Regions from separate parts of the Mus musculus genome. Here all the other regions are linked to region 1. A link is a loop called in an ENCODE intact Hi-C map of the cell type or tissue named here. Cell type or tissue: heart. All regions are shown on one strand. Each heading gives the region's core, and the rest is flanking DNA. Links, peaks and the distances in the headings are about the cores only. Region 1 has its middle 13 kb from the start of Mmrn1. Region 2 has its middle 31 kb from the start of Gm35386. Region 3 has its middle 96 kb from the start of Gm35386.

The links. Hi-C counts contacts between places; a loop is a spot of excess contacts. Peaks named below come from ENCODE experiments on the same cell type or tissue, not always from the same donor. Only the 100,000 strongest peaks of a DNase experiment are listed, where the experiment ranks them.
Region 2: it touches region 1 in a loop (5-fold over the local background); 20 of 42 quality-filtered maps call a loop at or near these places.
Region 3: it touches region 1 in a loop (10-fold over the local background); 21 of 42 quality-filtered maps call a loop at or near these places.

Annotation. Positions count from the first base shown.
Region 1 is chr6:60,927,922-60,935,115 of GRCm38, reverse strand. No RefSeq gene overlaps it. Among named protein-coding and RNA genes, the nearest start is that of Mmrn1, 13 kb to the left of the region's middle. In heart, for the core only: a CTCF peak has its summit at 3,416; no DNase peak of the experiment used is centred there.
Region 2 is chr6:60,552,274-60,559,467 of GRCm38, reverse strand. No RefSeq gene overlaps it. Among named protein-coding and RNA genes, the nearest start is that of Gm35386, 31 kb to the left of the region's middle. In heart, for the core only: a CTCF peak has its summit at 3,468 (motif pointing left); no DNase peak of the experiment used is centred there.
Region 3 is chr6:60,678,942-60,686,135 of GRCm38, reverse strand. No RefSeq gene overlaps it. Among named protein-coding and RNA genes, the nearest start is that of Gm35386, 96 kb to the right of the region's middle. In heart, for the core only: a CTCF peak has its summit at 3,718 (motif pointing left); no DNase peak of the experiment used is centred there.

The sequences.
Region 1 (7,194 bases), core at 2,037-4,536:
GCTATGCCAGGATATGGGGGATAGGGCGGGGAGTATGTGCAAGCTAGTGAGAACTCAATCACATTTAAGTGTGTGTGAAGACAAACAGCTGAGTCAGAGGAGTCCTTGGAGAAGCTGAAGTAACACTGCAAGGAGAACAGCGGTTAACTTGAAGATCTCTCAAATGCTATTATTCAAATGCAAGCAAAGAATGGCAGATGCACAGCAAGAGTACCAAGTTCATGAACCTGAGAACAATTCCACATCTTAGCACACACGCTTCTCTGTGATTGCAAGAAATGAGCAAAGGAAGCAAAGGCTAACTTTTTAAAGAACAGTGTAGGATTGCTTCCAAACTGTGGAGATGAAGAACTCCAGTCTTGCCTTTGAAATAATTTTCAGGCAAATTGTAGGGAACCATCTGAAAAATAAGAGAAGAAAGAATTGGAAGCCGTTAGGGAAAGGTGACAGGATATAGAGAGCCAAATGATTAAAGCTGATTTTTCGTTAAATCAAATGGAAGGAAAGAATAATGAAATGTCACCCTTTATGGGCTTAAAGTGAAGACTAATTTATACATTAAAATATATATAATGTATCAGAGATCTCGGAGATGAGAGACTCTAAGGACTCTTAGATGAATGCCCTACAGTGGGGAGCAGAAACTTGTAGAGACCACCTCTGGTAAAAAAAGAGTGCAAGTGAGGGATGGGGTTGCCATCCCACAGTCAAAAACACTGACGCAGAATTGTTCCTGAATGAAAGAACTGCAGGGACAAAATGAGAAGATCCTGAGGAAAAGATGGTCCAGTGACAGGCCCACATAGAGGGGAAGGCCCTTAGACCTGACACTATTACTGATGCTATGGGTGTGTTGGGCCTATCATGACTGCCCTCCAAAAGGCCCAACAAGCATCTGAAAGAGTCTGATGCAGATATTTACACCCAACCAATGGACAGAAGCTGAGGACTTCTGTGACTGAATTAGGGAAAAGCTGGAAGAAGCTGAGGAGGAGAATGACCCTATAGGAAGACCAGCAGTCTCAACTAACCTGGACCCCAGGGATCTCTGACAGACACTGAGCCACCAACCAGGCAGCATACACTAGCTGATATGAAGCCCCCCAACAGAGGACTGCCAGGTCTGAACTCAGTCATAGAAGATGCACCTAACCCTGAAGAGACTTGGGGCTCCAGGTAGTGGGGTGGTCTGGTGGGGTAGGAGTGGGGATGGGGGTGGGATGGGACCATTGTCTTGGAGACCAAGGGTTGGGGTGGAAGGGGGCAGAGGAGGTGGGGGAAAAGGTGGGGGATGTGGAACAGTCGGAGAGTGGACCTGAAGAGGGATAAAGTCTGGATTGTAAAAAATGATTAAAGAATTTTAAAAAATGTATTAAAAATTATCTTTCCTGGTATAGACTAAATGAAGATATTGACAAGCAAAACCTAGAGGGGGGAATGGTCTCCTGTAAGGCATGCTATAGAAGTGTATGACACCAAAAGAGGAATTACTCCAGAAGGAAGTAGGCTGGCAGGAAAGGAGTGAGGACCATCAGAGAAGTGACATGTCTAAGTGCACAAAAACATGGAATGTTATTTTGATTGCATAACTAAGTATACTGCTTGAAAGAGCTTCCATTCGTGAGTTTTGGAATGAACTTCACAGCTCCTGTGGCACTAGCTACAGCACTTTTAGTGAAGCACAGGGTCATGGCTGCACTCTGAGGAAACATCAACACAGTTGTACATTTGCAGAGCATGTCTGCTGTCTGTGAAAAGGAAAGTAATGCTTTAAAGTGTACTGGGGTAAGTTAAAATGGAGATCTCTAGTGTAAGTAAATGCAAAAATGTCGATGAATAGTCCTAACATGAGATGTTTAAAAAGTATTCAATCCATAAACAAAGGGCAAGAGAAGAAAGGAGAGAATTAACAGTTTCGGGGAAAAAAAACAGATTAAATACCTCCAGGAGACAAGGTCAAACCAAGTCACAGACAGCAAAACTTCAATACAAATTGAATAACAGTGTCAGTTATAAGGTAGACTCATGCCAGGCGTGGTGGCTCACACCTTTAATCCCGGCACTTGGGAGGCAAAGGTAGGCAGATTTCTGAGTTCGAGGCCAGCCTCGTCTACCTGGTCTACAGAGTGAGTTCCAGGACAGCTAGGGCTATACAGAGAAACCCTGCCTCAAAGAAACCAAAAACCAAAAAAAAAAAAAAAAAAAAGGAGGTAGACTCACCAAGGTTAGAAAACCACAACAGACAGGCCAAGACACTGGAATCTCTTTCCTTAGAGAAGTACATTTTATAAATGTTACAGAAATACATTTAAAGCAAAGGGGAATATCAAAGTTAAGAATTAGATGCACATGCTGAAAACACTGTGTTGTTGCCTTAGGAACAATTACTCAGCACATTTTAAAGAATGAAAGTCATAGGTATAATGTGTTATAAACATTAAAGCATTATATAAGCAACATAAACACTCAAGAGTGCTAAGGTATTTTAAAACTAAAGATCACACTTTTAAGTCTAGCTTAGAGGTAAAAACACAAGGAAAATATCACATTTTAAATTAAATAAGGAAAAATTAAAAGAAATCCACATAACTGTTTCAGTTCTAATCCATTTATTTGTCCATGAAGAGGAAAGGGATAGAGTTGAAGAGATGAATTTCAGTTGTAAAATTGGATGAACTAAGCCTTATTTTGAAGATCAAATTATTTCAAATTTATAAAAGGAGAAAATAATAGGGATTAATACAATTTTCAAAGTCGATATAATGTTTAGGCTATTATATTTATGTATTAATATTCTATGCAGTCTATTATAAAATCACACAATTGCAAGTATTAATGGAAAATATGATACAGTATAATGATATAATATCTAATTATTTGTAACATGTAATTACATGAAACCTGTAATAAATTAGTCAATCCCTAAGAGGAAAAAGACAGAGATTATGTTAGCTTTTAATGTGAAAAAAATAACAGCAATTATAGACTGACTGAATGTTAAGAGGTTTTTTGGAATAATTTTTTTGACCTTATGTTTGACAGTTTAAGTGAAATAGACACATTCATTTTTGAAGACTTGTTAAAACTGACAAAAAGGGACACACACACACACACAAAAACCCAAAAACTAAAAGGCCTTAATTACAGAGACAATGTACCCCCCAAAAAAAATTCCAGGTAAAGATATCCTAGTATAAATTTTCTCAAGTATTGAGATAACCATATGAACATCACCAAACTCCTTTCAAACACTCAAGAGAATACATATGACCAAAAATCACGAGGCCACAGGTCCTGGGATACTTCCAAAATGAAATATTTACTAAAAACCAAACCAACTTTCCAACTTACATCCTAAGGTGGTTTGAATAAAAAGTGTCTGCACTGGTCAGATATGTGAACCTGTGGTCCCCAGCTGGTGGTGCTGTTTGAAAGGTTATGGAATTAAACAGGCATGGAGCCTGGCTGGAGGAAACATATCACTGGGTGAGCATTGAGAATTTATAACCCCACCCCACTTTCTTTTTTTTCTCTCTTCTTCCTGTGTTCAGTTGAGATGCAATCTCTCAGTTTCTGCCTCTTACTGCTATGCCTTTCTCACTATTATTGACATCTAGCCCTCTGGAACCATGAATAAACAAAAATAATTCATCCTTAAATTGCTTTGTCATGCTGTGTTATCACAGAAACAGAGAAGTAGCTAGCATACTTCCCTCACTAGCATAAAAAAAGCAAAAATAGGAAACTGACTGACAATATATACAAAAAGTTATTACATCTGATTTCCTGAAGGCTGGCCCTAGAATTCAGTCTTAGGTTACATTAGAAAATAGATTTATCACATAAAACAAACAATGCAAAGAAAGAAGAGAGAGAGGGAGGGAGGAAGGAAAAGAGAGAGAGAGAGAGAGAGAAAGAGAGAGGCACATTTATCTCCAGATAGATAAAAGCATTTGTTGAAATCAGAGACTAGTTCATACTGAAATCTGTTTTGGGTAGCAGAAAGAATAAATAAATAAATAAATAAATAAATAAATAAATGGAACCCAAATAAATAAATAAATAAATAAATAAATGGAATCCACAACCAACAGCTGGCCTCACTCATGGTGATTAAAGGCCATGCTTTTTGATATAAAGTACAGTCCAGTTTCATATGGAAGTCTTAGCGGGTATGATGAGGTTTAAAAAAGATTTAAGTGTAATGGTTGGAAAAGAAAGCATACTTTGCTGGTATGCAGCAGTCTTATGTACACTAACCCTCTCAAATACTTGTTGTAAATCTTGTTAATAAGAAAATTTGAGCAAATTCATGCATGAAAAATAGTATATATACATTTATTATAGTTCTTTATACTATCAATAAGCAATGGCAACATCAATGTTTCTGAGTGCCCAAGAAGCATCAAAGGAATCAGGAAAGATCAGGGTGGAGTTGATTCAAATTGTGTAAGAACTCAGCTCTGGAACAAGACATCAGCAAAGAATTAATACCACCCTGCACCAGAGCAAGTGGAGAACTGCATTGTGTTCAAATCTGACAAAAGCACTGCTGCCCAATCTATCCTCCACAGAATTTTCCTCACTTTCAGTGTGATGCCAAACCAACTCCCTGTAACAGGTCCCCCAGCCTTAGCACCAATGATGCCATCATGAAGTTGTCATTCAAGTCATAAAACACACAGAGAGCAGCACCTACCAAAACAAAAATACAGACTTCGCCCACAGTTCTGGAAAAGTCTCTAAATGTACTAAGCTTGTTTTTTTGGCTTTGGTAGTTCTACTTCCAAAATCAGTATGGGCATATCTGTCACAGCATTAGCCCACTCTCTGGTACAAGTTTCTCATATAGATGTTTTTTATTGTGGTGATAAACACCATGACTGAAATAAACTTGGGGAGGCAATGGTTAATTTCATCTTGCATTTCCGTGTCATGGTTCATCACTAAGGGAAGTCAGGGTGGAAACCTGTAGGCAGGAGCTGAAGGAAGACCATGAATGAACACTCGAATTTCATTATTATAGCTCTCAAGTGAGTGAAAAAAAAGAGAAATAAAAAAAGGAAAGGAAAGGAAAGGAAAGGAAAGGAGAGGAGAGGAGAGGAGAGGAAAGGAAAGGAAAGGAAAGGAAAGGAAAGGAAAGAGGAAAGGAAAGGAAAAGGGAAAGGAAAAGAAAAGGAAAGGAAAAGAAAAGGAAAGGAAAGGAAAGGAAAAAGGAAAGGAAAGGAAAGGAAAGGAAAGGAAAGGAAGGGAAGGGAAAGGAAAAAGGAAAGGAAAGGAAAAAGGAAAGGAAAGGAAAGGAAAAAGGAAAGCAAAGGAAAAAGGAAAGGAAAGGAAAAAGGAAAAAGGAAAAAGGAAAGGAAAGGAAAGGAAAGGAAAGGAAAGGAAAGAGACAGACTGCTTCTTGGAATGGTGGAGGAGAAAGTTTATTCTAGATATGTGGGGAAGCATAGCCAGAGGCAGATACATCTGGGAGAGTCTTGAAAGTGGGGGTATGGGGCGAGGGGAGAGAGAGAGGAACCAGTTCCAGCATCCAGAAGGCCAAAACTTCAAAAAGAAGGAAGGGTAACCTAAAAGTCTGACTTATATAGTGAAGAGTCTCTTGGAGGTGGAGTAAGGGCTGGAGAGTTCAGGGTAGAGGGTGGGGTATGCTAGGTAAGGCCTGATGGATGCTGGGAGAACCTAGATGCCAGGTCTGCTTGAAACGTAACACCAGCATCACCTGTCCAGAGGCTGCATCTCCCATAGAGGACTCCATCATCCAATCAAGGGCAAATAATCAAGAAAATGTTCCACAGATTTGTTTACCTGGAAATCTGAGGGAAGCTCTTTCTCCATTTAGGATCTCTCTTCACAGATGACTGTAGCTTGGGCCAACTTCACAGAAAGAGTTTACTAGTAAAATGGCAAAGCCCATTTGAGATAGAAAAACCAGAAGGCAACAATATATCTCTCATCTCAAAATTATAAAAACTAAATAAAATATCATTCTTCTGTTAAGAAATGATTCTACCTAAGTAGGTCTTTTCTTGAATTGTTCACCGCAAGACAGCTAATCGTTTAATTTACATACACACAGTGTAAATAAAGAGTTTTCTCTTCAGACCTATTCTTATTAGTATTGAATTTAGGAAATAATCAGATGCTTAAAAAGAAGAATTAGAGTCAGAGTCAAAAATACATAAAACAGCCTAAAAAGCACAGCACCTTGATCTGAATTACTTTTGAGTTTGATGACTCCATCATCCCTCATTGCTCCATCATTACTTACCCCAATTCTCCTCAACTCTCAGAAGCTCAATCACAAATTAAAAGGTGACTGCACAAAAATGGACTCAGCACACATTCTTTGGTAAGACATCAACGAATTTAAAACTGTTCCCTACACTAGGTCGCAGGTAATCTTGCATGGCAGTACAGCTGAGCCATTATTAATACAGCCCAGGACTCACTCTAAGGAACAACTTTAGGTCATCTTGACAGCTTTCAAAAACACAAAAGCCTTTACTTAATACTCAGTGTCTGTGTTTTATTTAAAATATAATGGAAGGACGGCTCTCATTGTATTTCTTTTTTCTTTTTGCCTCAGCAAGGGCTTGGCATACACCCATCCCCTTAATCCATGAATTTCCTTGTTATTCACAGCAAAGTTATTCTTTTTCTTACATTGGAAAGCCTTGAATCACATGGATTGGGAGTCCAAATTATTCTGTGTTGTCTCTTATCTCAGGGCCTTCCTCAGGTGATTGTAATAATTGTTATCTCGTTCTGTGCTGACTCTGTTCAACATTCTATTGAGCAGAGCTTAAATTGTAACACTTCAAGTATAATACATTCCTGAGACAAGGTGACTCCGAACTTTCCTTTTCCTTTTTTCCTCATGGTACAAATTTTGTTCATTTCGTATAATGTTTTATTCAGTCTATAAACTCTGAATGCCCTAAACCAAAACCATTTGATAACCACTTTGAGCTTCTTTGGGCCATGTTTATGTCCACTGAGTTCTGCCAGAAATTCAATGTTGCATATATTCTCCATAATTATAAATAGTACACACATTTAAAGAAAGTTAATGATTTTAAGACAGTCATGGAATATATTCACAAGGAGTCAAACTGCTAATACTCAAGATAGACCTGTATCCCATTAGAAGCAATAATAGGACATTTTTATTAAATCATTAGGCAGTATGCT
Region 2 (7,194 bases), core at 1,912-4,411, 380 kb after region 1:
ATTACAAAATGACTAAAGTGCTTGTTCAGGGTGTGGAATTCGTTAGCTCTTACCTAATTGTACCAGTTCAGCAGGGACAATTGCATACAACACCTCTCCAGTCTGCTTTTACCAGTGTTTAGACTCACAAACATAAATTTGGTGAACATTTGCATCACAGAGACTCAGAAGATCTGCTAGTGGAGAATTTTGCTTCTACAGATCAGTGATGAAATTCTCACCAGCACATCTCAGGGGTCTGAAGATCTGGATGCAGCTGTGTGTTTTGTCTCTTTGGTCAGTTGATGCATGGAATCCTGACATTATCTCACTTACAGGCCTCACAGGGTTTCAAATTATTAGATTTCATTTGTAGTTAATATTTCCAGTATGTACTTCACTGATTTGGAACAACTTCCAGAGAGGGTATTTTCCATTGTGTAATTCTTTTTTTTTTTTCCATTTTTTATTAGGTATTTAGCTCATTTACATTTCCAATGCTATACCAAACGTCCCCCATACCCACCCACCCCCACTCCCCTACCCACCCACTCCCCCTTTTTGGCCCTGGCGTTCCCCTGTACTGGGGCATACAAAGTTTGCGTGTCCAATGGGCCTCTCTTTCCAGTGATGGCCAATTAGGCCATCTTTTGATACATATGCAGCTAGAGTCAAGAGCTCCGGGGTACTGATTGGTTCATAATGTTGTTCCACCTATAGGGTTGCAGATCCCTTTAGCTCCTTGGGTTCTTTCTCTAGCTCTTCCATTGGGAGCCCTGTGATCCATCCATTAGCTGACTGTGAGCATCCACTTCTGTGTTTGCTAGGCCCCGGCATAGTCTCACAAGAGATAGCTACATCTGGGTCCTTTCAATAAAATCTTGCTAGGGTATGCAATGGTGTCAGCGTTTGGATGCTGATTATGGGGTGGATCCCTGGATATGGCAGTCTCTACATGGTCCATCCTTTCATCTCAGCTCCAAACTTTGTCTCTGTAACTCCTTCCATGGGTGTTTTGTTCCCAATTCTAAGGAGGGGCATAGTGTCCACACTTCAGTCTTCATTCTTCTTGAGTTTCATGTGTTTAGCAAATTGTACCTTATATCTTGGGAATCCTAGGTTTGGGGCTAATATCCACTTATCAGTGAGTACATATTGTGTGAGTTCCTTTGTGAATGTGTTACCTCACTCAGGATGATGCTCTCCTATAGGTGTCTTTTAAAACCATCTTATACCATCAGTTTTCTGATTGTATTGCCTTTATTGAAGGTGGAGTAAAAGGCCTTCAGAGAAATCAGAACATTGTGTTTTGTTTTGTTTTGTTTTACCATCTTTTATGTTAGTAGCTCAGCACAGATCACCCCTCAGGCAGGATTAATCGCTCAGGCCCCTGTGCTCCTTAGTATCTTGCTCACACTGTCAATGCAGCTTGTTCTCATCACACAGTAGCAGTGGCAGATTTTCGCTGCCCCCCCCCCCCCGCCCCTTAGCAGAATCCCAAGTTGTTCAATGGCCTCCCATTCACAGTTTGTTCTAGTATGTAAAATTTCCCTGGATTTCATTGCTGAGTTGAGCTGAGATGATATTCAAAAGTTGCAGCTAGTCTTCTCTTTGCATACTTTCCTCATTTTGAAGAGGAATGAATTTTTAAAACCAACAAACAAGCAAACAAACACAATACAAAACCCAAAACAAAACCCAAAACTGACTCTCCATTATTTTTCTAGGTCATAAAAATATTTATATAGCTATTTCTACAATAAAATTAAAATAAAAAATGATACAGTAAGGTAGGAAAATTAAGGGGCAGTGGGATTTTATTTCAAGGAGACAAATGAGGCTTTGTGTATTTTATATATTGACAGTTCCTTTATGGGCTCTAACATTACATTGAAATCATCCAGGGGAAGAGTGTATAATCACCATGTTCAGATCATAACTATGTCATCTGACAGTAATTGTAGCTACCATTAAGCTTAAATTCAGTGTTTACATAAATGTTTCTAAGATTTCTTCTATCCTAGAATCAAACTCATAAAGGGATCTGGTCTATTGGTTTGACATTTTTTTCCTGCATCAATTATATTCTATGAAGATTTGGTGTTTATATGATATTTCATAGTTCTTTGTCTTTCCCATGTGTCTTTTTCACTGTTGTATTGCTGTGAAGAAACACCATGACCAGGGGAACTCCTTTCAAAGAAAGCATTTGACTCGGGCTTGCTTCCAGGGGTTTAGTCCATTTTCATCACGGAAGGGAGCATGGGGGCACACGAGCAGACATGGTGATGGAATAGTTGACAGTAGAGAGACACTGGGCCTATCTTGGGTTTTTGAACCCTAAAGCCGACCCCTCCTCATACACTTTGTCCAAGGTAATAGATACTAGTTCTCAAGTAATGCCACTATCTGATGACTAAGCATTCAAATATATATGCTTGTGGGGCCATTCTTATTCAAACCACCACAAAAATGAACAAACAAATTGCAGGAGGTTATAAAAGAAAAAAAGTAAGGTACTCTGGATTCATATTGTATCCACGTTTCTGGAAAATTTAGTATTTTTCAAAACCATACAAACAATATATATATATATATATATATATATATATATATATATATATATATATATATATAAAATTGGGGTGGTTACTAAAGTACAAGGGCTAAAATCTTATGTCTCGGTTCTTAATCTGTGGGTTGTGATCCCTTTCAGGGTGTCAAATGACCATTTCACAGAGGGTTGAATATAAGATATCCTTCATATCAGGTATTTACACTATGATAAAAACTTTCAGCACAATTAAAATTATGAAGTAGCAATGACAATAAATATATGGATGTAAATTACCAAAATATACAGTAAAGAGATGGCACATTGAGAAGGTTGACAACCACTAGTTTATATATAAATATAAGTATCTAAACCGAGCTGAAAAGTCACCATCAGCTTAGATAAAAGTTAACACATGGAATTTTTCTTCATAGCATAGGACATGTCAGACCTGGAAACCACCTTTCAACCCCTGAAAATTCATGCATTGCCACCCATCTTATGCTAACCAACCTTCCCCAGTTTACCAAATAAACAGCTGGTATGTTAGAATTTCTGGCCTGAAGAGACTCTAAATTTTGGTCAAAGAGAGATAATCATGCTAATTTTTTCTCAAAAAAGAGGATCTAGAAAAAATCTAGAGTGAAAAATTAAATGAGAAACATAATTTTGAAAGTTTCTAACAAATTGTAACAAATCAGACAGTCAAAATATTTTTCTTTTGCAGAGATTTGGTTTACAGCAAATTTGGACATTCCTAGCATTCCCAAGAGTCTGAGACCCTGTCCGTGCCTCATTTCGACCCTTCAAAGAGTGTCTTTCTATGTCAAGGACAACACTCCCCTGGAACGGAATAAATTCCACTTCCTAGTCTCTTTCCTGTGATTGTAATTAAACATCCGGAATCCAAACTGTGGCATACTAGCTGGACGATACTGCCATCTAGTGACACTTTGAAACCGATCAACTAACACCATTAAATTTCAGCCAGCCAGATAAACACATTTAGTATATAAATCTCTAATTTCAGCAGGCAACATTCACCTCTCATTCATATGAAAGCCACTGAAATTTCCTCAGTATCTGGCGCTCCACCAGCACTGTTCCAGCAGCGTGAGATGACAGTGTTCTATGGGAACCAGGAGTGTGCCTGCTGTGGCAGACACCCACATTCATAGACATTTTTCTCTGTAACAGAGAAGCCTGGCTGCTCTGTTACTATGACATTTTGGATTTATATCCAGGCTTGAGTGTCAATTTTTACTCAAGTACCAAACATTTGACCCCAGTGAGTCCTCGAGTTCTGGTAACCTAAAAACCTGCCTTCCATCTTATCTAAATTCTTAGACAAATCCAAACCCAGGCAGCACTGTTAAGAGAAATAAAATGAGGATCTAAAACCCGCCCTGGAATGTCACATTTAATGTATTGTATTATGGTTGAGGGCTTATGTGGCAGGGTCAGGACTCAAAACTATGACATGAACCCACAGTCTTGTCACTGTTTCAGTTAAGTAGCTAAGAAATGATTGCTGGAGCCGGGGAATGAGAAATAATTAAATATATAAATATCATTTGCTGTTAATAATACCGTTTCTTTTTTCTCCTGCTTTCCCCCCACTGATAGGTAAGGCTTAGCCACCAGTTTCTCTGAAGATAGAATTTGATTAAAGAACCAGCTCTCAGAGCCAATGGTTCTTTGTATTGTTTTCTTTGTTTCTATTTCACTGATCTCTGCTCTGGCTTTTATTATTCCTTACCTTATTATTAGGTTTGATTTATTTTCACATTTTGACTTACTTCATTAAGCTATTTATTTGAAATCTCTGATTTTTTTTTCAAATGGGGGACTTAGATCTAGAAATTTCCCTCAAAGGTCTGTCATTGTGTCTCAGAGGTTTTGTTGTTGTATTTTGGTTTTCAATTAGATTAAAAACTTTTTACGTTCATTTCCCAATTTTCCAGTGTCATCATTCAGTGACGAGTTTTTTCGTCTTCATGAAATTCTGTAATTACTGTAGAATTGTTTGCTTTCAATCTAATTTTAATTTCAATTTCAATTTGAAATTCAATTTCAATTGAGCTGATATGATATCAGGAGTCATTTGAAAGTTTTTGATTTTGTAAATATTTGTTTTGTGCCCTAATTATAATTTAAATGTTTGTTAACTGTGCTTTTCATGTTGCTGAGTTTTGGTGTTGTATGTGTACTTTAATGGTCCTTTGTGTTTTAATAATTATGACTCATATTTGTGTTCACAGTCCCTCTGCTGTTTATTCCTCTCCAGACCAAATAATGCTTCCTTTATTTTCTTTAGGTTTGGTTTGTTGAATATAAAATTTTTAGTCTGTTAATTGGAAAGCTTTTCTTTCTCCTTCAGTTACAGTGGGTATTTTTATGGGGACTATTAGCCTAGGCTAACCTTCATAGTCATTTAGCACACAGAATGCATTGCTGCTAGGTCATCTGGTTTTTAAAGTTTCTATTGCTAAAGCAACTGTCTTTTGATGGAATTTTCCTTTTTTTGTGATTTACATTTCTTCTCTTTCATTTTTCAAAACACTTTGTTATATCTCCTTAGTGTTTTAACTGGAATATTCTGTGGACATTTTTTTCCCTGGTATCTGTGCTTCTTATACTGCTCTCTCTCTCTCTCTCTCTCTCTCTCTCTCTCTCTCTCTCTCTCTCTCTCTCTCTTTTGTGGGAACACATTCTTCTATGATCTTGTTGAAGTTTTGGTTTATGCCATTGACTTGGGATTCTTCTTCATGAACTTTAAAATTGAAAGTTTGATTTTTTTTCATTGTGTGAAAAAACACATAGTGTAAAAATACACATTTCTGTATATTCTTTCCATGGCTTTTTGTTTGTTTGATTTTAATTTTATATTCCTTTCTGGTTTAGTCTAGAGTGTCAGAGACCATCCTGTGAGAAAGCAAGCCCTTCACAATCTCCCTGACAGGCCAAATGGCCTCGTGATAGGAGCTGGTTATTACTTCCTCCTCTCTCTTCCCTTCCTGGCACCTGAGGCTGTAAAAGCTGAATTATAGTCCCCTCTTCCCTGTCTCTTCCTGACTTCCATGCCATCCAAGGACATGAGTTATGCCTGAGCCCAGCCTGGCACAAAAGGCTGTCAAGGAGGATCTATGTTCTAGAGATAAGATGCAGAGTGCCCGATGCCTGGCACCTCACTTCGGCACCCATGTTAGCAGAAGCCCGCTTCTATGTTCTTTGTAAAATTCCCCCTCGACCCCTCCCCTATTCCCCGGGATGTATGCTTTAAAAGAAGGCACCGCAGCCTAATAAACGAGACCTTGATAGGTACCATCTTCTTGGTCTCCTGCCTCTCCTTCCCTTCCTCTCATTTCTTTCCAGGTTTGTGGTCTCCCTCGCACCCACAAATAACTGAATTCCACGGGCCATGATAAGTGGCACGCAAAGTGGGGCGAGGTCCAGATCGTAATCCCTACAGGTGGAGGTTCCAGAGAAGTTCGTCACGACCCCAAGAATTTAGAAGTAGTGAAGGACCCCTTCTGCCACTCATGGAAGAGTGAGAAGTCCTTGGTGAGTTGATTTATCTCCACTCCAGGATTTGGGAAATAAGCTATCTAAAGAGGCAGCCTTCGTTAAAGGCTTAAAGATAGTAATTAGAGAAAGAGGAGTACGAGTTAAAAAGAAAGATTTGATAGACTTTTTTATTTTTATAGACCAGGTATGTCCATGGTTTATTATAGATAAAGCAGAGATACATTGTAAAAAATGGTAAAAGGTAGGTAGAGTTTTAAATAATAAACTAGCTAATGGGGGTCCCGATGCAGTCCCTGCAACTGTCTTTTCTTATTGAGGAGTAACTATCAGAAGCAGCTACTGTGCCTCCTCTCCCTTCTCTGGCAGAATTCCCAGAAGAAGGAGATAAAGAATTAGAGTCTGAACATGAGAGAGAGAAAATAAGTTTCAGAAAAGTAGTAATCCCCTGTTTGGGACCTTTTAGCAATAAAGATGGAAAATAAAAATAAGCTATTTCAGAGCTCTCCTAGGGACAAAAGGAAAACAGGAGACGTCCTGCTTCCTCTCTGGCTCCTATGGAGATATTCTTAGCTCTGGTTAGGATATCTGGGTCCCTTTGAGACATCAAGTTCTATTCTCTGTCTGTCTATTGTCTCTTTTTGGTGCACCAAATTGTCCATATGTCTGTCAATTTATGTTTGTTTTTGTTTTGTTGTTTAAATGATTGTTGTTCTGTGTTTCATATGAAAAAAAAATGGTTAAAACTTTATCTGCTGCCTGTCCATCCTTTGATTTAGTTTAACTTGTTTAAAAAGCAGTCTCAATTTGCACAGCAGAAACTGATAAGTTATGCGGCACTGTGGCTGGGAATCAAGTACAGCTGGAAAAGACCTGCTGGGAGCCAATTGCAAATGGATCTCTTAAAGGGGCAGGCAGCCTTTTGCTTGTAACAGAAAGTTAGCTTAAAATTAAGAACTCAGGGTTGGAGTTATTCTAAACAACATGAACCCAGGTAAACAAGTCTTTAAAGATACTTCAAAATAGGGATAATCTTTGGGCCAGGACTCTAGCAAAATGTTCAGATTGAGGAAATGTTTGTGTTTGGGTTGACGCTGAGCTCAGAGGGGAGCAGCCTCAGCGAGGCTTGTGTGGCA
Region 3 (7,194 bases), core at 2,552-5,051, 250 kb after region 1:
AGACCAATGTTCCAACAGGAAATATTGATTAGATGTAGTGGTTACAACAACAAACAGGAAATAACATGAGGGGGAGTAGGAAATTTGGGGAGGAAACTAGGGAGAGTGAGAAGGAGAAGTTTAGGGTGGTTATAATAAAAATACATTGTTTATGTGTATGAAATTGTGAGGAATAAATAAAAATATTCTACCAAAAGGAAACAGCCTTCCCTTGGGGGACACTAGACAATGTTGCTTGTTCTACCTTTTTCCTTTCTGATCCTCAACCACCCTCTAAAGATGGTATTTTAAATCTCCAGAAGAATGTGATGGTTTCTTCCTTGTTCACTCATTATTTCAAATTTGAATTATTAAATTGGAATCTAGATGTGTTCATTCTCAAACCAGTCACAGATGAACATTTCTTTCTTCGTCTTAGACCATTGTTTGCATATTTAATCAAGTTAATAGCTAACAATATTCCTGAATCTGAAAGGAAAACTGCTCTGGTCCATAAGTAGAAAATTTGAGTGTTGATCCCTGATGATCTGATTTTATGATGGGACTTCCGAAGGTATTCATTCATTCATTTAGGATTAATTTCAAGAACATTGAGGACAATCTTATATAAATATGTCAGAGGCCTTCCTTCATAGGATTTAATGATGTTTATAAATAGCTTCTATACCTTTCAGGAAGCTGATATAATAAATATCTTGGTCTTGTGGACACTCCTGTAGTAGTGTCTGTTCAGTTATTAACCATTCTACTGAGACTCAGGAACCCTATTCTCAATAATTTTACACAGCTCCTTTCTTCCAGAGTTCACATTGTTTCGCAGAAAGAGGATCATTTCCCCCGATGTGTAAATACCACAACTTTCACTTACTGAACCAGGAATCTTCTAATGAAATAATAACCCATTTCAGTGGAAAGGAATCAAATATAGCTTCCACTCCTCTCCCACAAGTCTCTAGGCTCCTTTTGTAGTAATTTTTGCTGTCCACCGAGGGAATCGCAAATGGGGAATTATATAGATTACAATGGCCTGTGGCCATGCTGATGAGAAATTGTTTTCATTGATTACTACTGTAAGAGTGTTTATCCCATTAAGGGCCACCATCCTTAGATAGGTGGATCTGGACTGTATAAGAAAGATAATATGAGTCTCAGAGAAGGCCAATAACAAGTGCTTCTCCCTGGTTTCTGTGCTAGCATCCTTTTATAATTCCTGCCCTGGTTTCCCTCAGTGATGGACAGTTACCTGTAGGTATAAGCTAAATAAACTCCCTTCTTTGAAAGTTGTTTTTAGTCAGAGTATTTTATTACTGTGACAGAAAACCAAATTAGAACACACCTCTTCTCAAAATTGTAGATAATCTAGTACCTTCAAGTTAGCAATCCTTATATGTAATGAGATCTCAAGCAGAGAGAGCTATTAGCAGGGCAAAAGGGCAGCCATATTCCCTTTTGCACAGGGACCAGAGAGTTTGACTATAGTCACTTAATATAGGTCATATATGAACCTGGCAAAACTCCCCATCCCTAAAACACCAGTTATGGAGTAAAATCATGCATTTTCCACTCTCTGTTACATAGTGCAAATATCCGATGGTAATCAGTCCTGTTCCTCCATAGGACAAGATCTCACTTCTAGGTCTTCAATGCAGACGCCTTACTTTAGGTCACAGGAGGGATGAACGTCTAACTCAGATCTTGCTTGTTTCACCACTGCTCCCAGAAATAATAATAAATCGATTTTCTTAAAAATGTATGGCCCATCCCCCCTCTCTCAAAACTCCTTTTTACCTCTTCAGTCCTAAAACATGATGTTTCTAGCTGGCAACCAGCCCAATGCAAATGCCTTTGTGCTCCAGTCGAGGATACTATCAAGCTCTCAGACTGTCGTGAGGACTAAGGGTGTTTTCTTGCTTTTTGAGATGAAAGTCACAGACAAGCAAATGGATTCCTCCTTTAGCATAGATTACCTTGGATTCTTTAGGACCACCAGCTTGGACACTCCCTAGCCCACAAAAAAAGAAAAAATAGAGTTTAGATCCAAGTCCTGACGGAGCATTGAACACCTTCTAGCAGCCATACCTCAGAAGAAAAATAACTGCTTCCTCCAGCAGTCACCAACTATAGTCAAATATTCTAACTGGAATCTGGGTTTTTCTAGTTTTATCAAAACCAACCACATTGCCTTAATTAGCTATAACTATCAGCCTGATACAGCCTAGAATCATCTAAAATGGGAATCTCAGTTGAGGGATTGCCTAGATCAGAATGGATGTGGACATGTCTGTGGGGGATTGGGACTGTCTTATTAACTGATGTAGAGTCTGGGCCATTAAGACCTCTGTGGGCATCCCTCTAACATAGGCAGGTGGTACTGGAGTATACAAGAAAGCTAACTGAGCATGAACATGTGCAGGTCAGCAAGTTGTGTTCCTCCATGGTTCCTGCTCCAAGATCCTGTCATGCTTTTCCTCAGTGATGGACTGCAACCTGGAGCTGAAACCCAAACTTTCCTTCTTTCAGTGGCTTTTGGTCAGAGTATTTGTCATAGCAACAGAATGAAATTACAACACGTGTTTTGGATTAGGAGGCATCTTGCCTCAGGTCATGACAGAAAATGCATCCTCTTTTCTCCTTGTTCAGCCAATTTTGTTTTTTGTTTGTTTGTTTGTTTATTTATTTATTTTTTTACTTTAGTTTTGTTCTGGGTCTATGAAAGTCTTTAGGGCTTTTGACTCCTATTTCTTAGGATAGGCATTTCCTAGCAGTGTATTCTTGCCTGTGGCTCCAGAGCCTGAAGAGTTAGGAGGTTCTCAGTGTACTTCACTTCTACCTCTTGTCCATGGAGAGCCTTGCTACCATTTCTTTCTTTTTTGTTTTTATTCTTTAACAGAATTTTGTTAAATTTTGTTTTTATTTTTTTTACAGTCCAGACTTCATCTCCATATTGGTCTGCCCCACACCTACCACTCCCCATTCCATACCATCCCCTTGCCCCCATCACCACCCCTACCACTCCCATCCCACCAGACCTCTCCACTCCCTGCGGCCTCAAGTTTCTCAAGGATTAGGGGCATATTCTCTCACTGAGGCCAGATCAGGCAGTTCTCTGCTGTATATGTGTCAGCTGTTATATGTTGCCTGGTAGGTGGCTTAGTGTCTGAGGGATCTCAGGGGTCCAGGCCAGTTGAGACTGCTGGTCTTCCCTTGGGGCCGCCCTCCTCCTCAACTTCTTCCAGCTTTTCCCCAATTCAAAAGTGACAGCCTTTGTGATTTTCTCTTTTCAGGTTTAATCTGGCTTTGTGTGTTGGGAAAATTGTTCTCAGAGTGCACTTACCACTTTTATCTTAGTCACTTGTGAGGAAAAAAAATTTAATGTACAGGATTGTGGCTGAGTAATATTTAAAAATACAGATTTGTATGTTACTAAACATATATACATATAACTTTATGTTTCCAAGGCTAATAAATCCCCTCACTTAATCTTTTTTAGATGTGCAATGTCTTACCTCATGCCATTATCTTCAAACCTTAAACAAAGCTCAAGAAGCAAAGCCACTTGTCCATATTCACACGAGCAAGTTTGTTTTATGTCTTAAAGTGGCAGTGAACACAAGTCAGTTGGAGAAGAAACAACAGGATGCCACATATCCGTTCATGTTCACCTTCAAACCCTGTTGCTTATTTTTATGGATCAAGGAAATAAACAGTGCCATCTGGTGGTTGAACTTTTGCCATAGAGACAGGTAGGAAATAAATCACACTTGAATCAGTTCACTGATATCATTCCTTACAAACTGAGTGAAAGTGGATACACAACTCTGATGAAACCTACACAGCTATTTCATCTCAACAATGGTAGTATAGAACCTGAAAATATAGCAGCCGTGTTTGATCACGATAGCACAAAAAAAAAAAAAATGTTTTCCTCAGTGGGAAATCACTCTACAGAATTTAATGTGGTAAAATACTGATTAGTTTTTAGCATGATTGACACACAAGATTCTGAATTGACTGAGAGAAGAACAGAAAAGGATCTCCCATAGTTAAGAACTGTGTCTCCTGGGAGAAAGATGGGGCTGTATGTAGCTTGATGATGAAAGGGAGGGAGATATGAGGGTCTCATCCACTCCATGTGCCTCACAGAATATAAACTCCTAAGCACTAAGGCAGAGACAGCAGATAAATTCGATGGCAATTTTCCCCAAAAATTACTTAATGTGTGATTATGTTAGAGGATCCAATTATGGTATCAATGATCTTATTAAAATCAGTAAACAGTTATTACAAGACAGGCATAAGACATCTTGTTTTATTTGACTTCAACCAGCAGATGTATGTTCTATTCTTCATTATTTATCTTCCTGGATGTGTAATCCTTATGAGACTGACTTTCATATTGTATATTTTCAGATTAGCAATTCTATTTTTATACTTTTAATATCATTATCTACAATGAACTTAGTGTTAATCATTCATTGAACACTAAAATAATGGAACATTGTTTCAGTCTATCAATCATATAGCTTTTAGACAATATATACATCATTAGAATCTGCAGATTATTATCAAATACAATTTTATATATACATAACTACAAACGGATCAACAACCAATCAAATATGTCTCTAAGGAAAATACCGAAGATATTACACTGTTCTTAAAACAAATTTTAACTCTCACTTTTTTTTCTTTTTCTTTAAAGGCAAAAAAATTAACTTTATTGACTGTTGCACTTACCATGAAACACCTATAAGAAATAATTACCAGCTTCTGGCTATTATAAATAAGGCTGCTATGAACATAGTGGAGCATGTGTCCTTCTTACCAGTTGGGACATTTTTTGGATATATGCCCAGTAGAGGTATTGCGGGATCCTCCGGTAGTACTATGTCCAATTTTCGGAGGAACCACCAGACTGATTTCCAGAGTGGTTGTACAAGCTTGCAATCCCACCAACAATGGAGGAGTGTTCCTCTTTCTCCACATCCTCGCCAGCATCTTCTGTCACCTGAATTTTTGATCTTAGCCATTCTGACTGGTGTGAGATGGAATCTCAGGGTTGTTTTGATTTGCATTTCTCTGATGATTAAGGATGTTGAACATTTTTTTCAGGTGCTTCTCAGCCATTCGGTAATCCTCGGGTGAGAATTCTTTGTTTAGCTCTGAGCCCCATCTTTTAAGGGGGTTATTTGATTTTCTGGAGTCCACCTTCTTGAGTTCTTTATATATATGGGATATTAGTCCCCTATCTGATTTAAGATAGGTAAAGATCCTTTCCCAATCTGTTGGTGTCCTTTTTGTCTTATTGACGGTGTCTTTTGCCTTGCAGAAGCTTTGCAGTTTCATGAGGTTCCATTTGTCAATCCTCAATCTTACAGCACAAGCCATTGCTGTTCTATTCAGGAATTTTTCCCCTGTGCCCATATCTTCAAGGCTTTTCCCCACTTTCTCCTCTATAAGTTTCAGTGTCTCTGGTTTTATGTGAAGTTCCTTGATCCACTTAGATTTGACCTTAGTACAAAGAGATAGGAATGGATCGATTCACATTCTTTTACATGATAACAACCAGTTGTGTCAGCACCATTTGTTGAAAATGCTGTCTTTCTTCCACTGGATGGTTTTAGCTCCCTTTTCAAAGATCAAGTGACCATAGGTGTGTGGGTTCATTTCTGGGTCAGAGGAATGGATACAAAAAATGAGGTACATTTACACAATGGAGTACTACTCAGCTATTAAAAAGAATGAATTTGTGAAATTCCTAGGCAAATGGTTGGACCTGGAGGGCATCATCCTGAGTGAGGTAACACAATCACAAAAGAAATCAAATGATATGTACTCACTGATAAGTGGATATTAGCCCAGAAACTTAGTATGTCGAGATTAAGGTACAATTTGCAAAACACATGAAACTGAAGAAGAACGAAGACCAAAGTGTGGACACTTTGCCCCTTCTTAGAATTGGAAACAATCACCCATGGAAGGAGTTACAGAGACAAAGTTTGGAGCTGAGACAAAAGGATGGACCATCTAGAGACTGCCATATCCAGGGAACCATCCCATAATTAGCCTCCAAACGATGACACCATTGCATACACTAGCAAGCATTTGTTGCAAGGACCGTGATATAGCTGTCTCTTGTGAGACTAGGCTGGGGCCTAGCAAACACAGAAGTGGATGTTCACAGTCAACTATTGGATGGATCACAGGGCCCCCAATGGAGGAGCTAGAGAAAGTATCCAAGGAGCTAAAGAGATCTGCAACCCTGTAGGTGCAACATTATGAACTAACCAGTACCCTGGAGCTCGTGACTCTAGCTGCATATGTATCAAAAGATGGCCTAGTCGGCCATCACTGGAAAGAGAGTCCCATTGGACAGGCAAACTTTATATGCCCCAGTACAGGGGAATGCCAGGACCAAAAAGAGGGAATGGGTGGGTAGGGGAGTGGGGGGAGGGGGAGGGTGTGGGGGACTTTTGGGTTAGTATTGGAAATGCAATTGAGGAAAATATGTAATAAAAAAAATAAAAATAAAAAAAATTAAAAAAGGAAATAATTACCAAATAACACCGCAGTTTTTTTTTTAAAAACATACTTTCATTTTTCTAATGACCCAAATTGTTTTCAAAATCATTCAAGACATCAGCCATAACAATTCTGGGAAAAATATTTTCCCTCAGTCCCTGATCATCAGGATTGTGGGTTATAAATTTACATGGCAAATAAAATATTAAAAATTTCAACTATTGATCACGTAATCTCCATTAATGAAAGTAAACATTTGAAGAAAATTGTTTTACAATTTAAAAGTAATTAAAATGATAAATGTAATTTGTTTTGTAAATAAGTAGAATATGAGAAGGCATTAACAAATAAGAGGATAATTGTTTAACATAGTACACTAGAGACATTGCTCAGGGGTTAAGAGCTCCAACTGTTTTTCCAGAGGACCAGGGATTGCTTTCCAGAATAGACATGGAGGCTCCAACCATCAATTACTCTAGTCCCAGATGATCCAGCCCCTTCATCTTGCCTTGCTGGATACCACAAGCATGTGGAACATAGACAATAATCAAGGAGGACAATCATACACACACACACACACACACACACACACAAGCTTGCGCACACACACACACACACACACACACACACACACACATATATATATATATATATATATAGTATATATATATA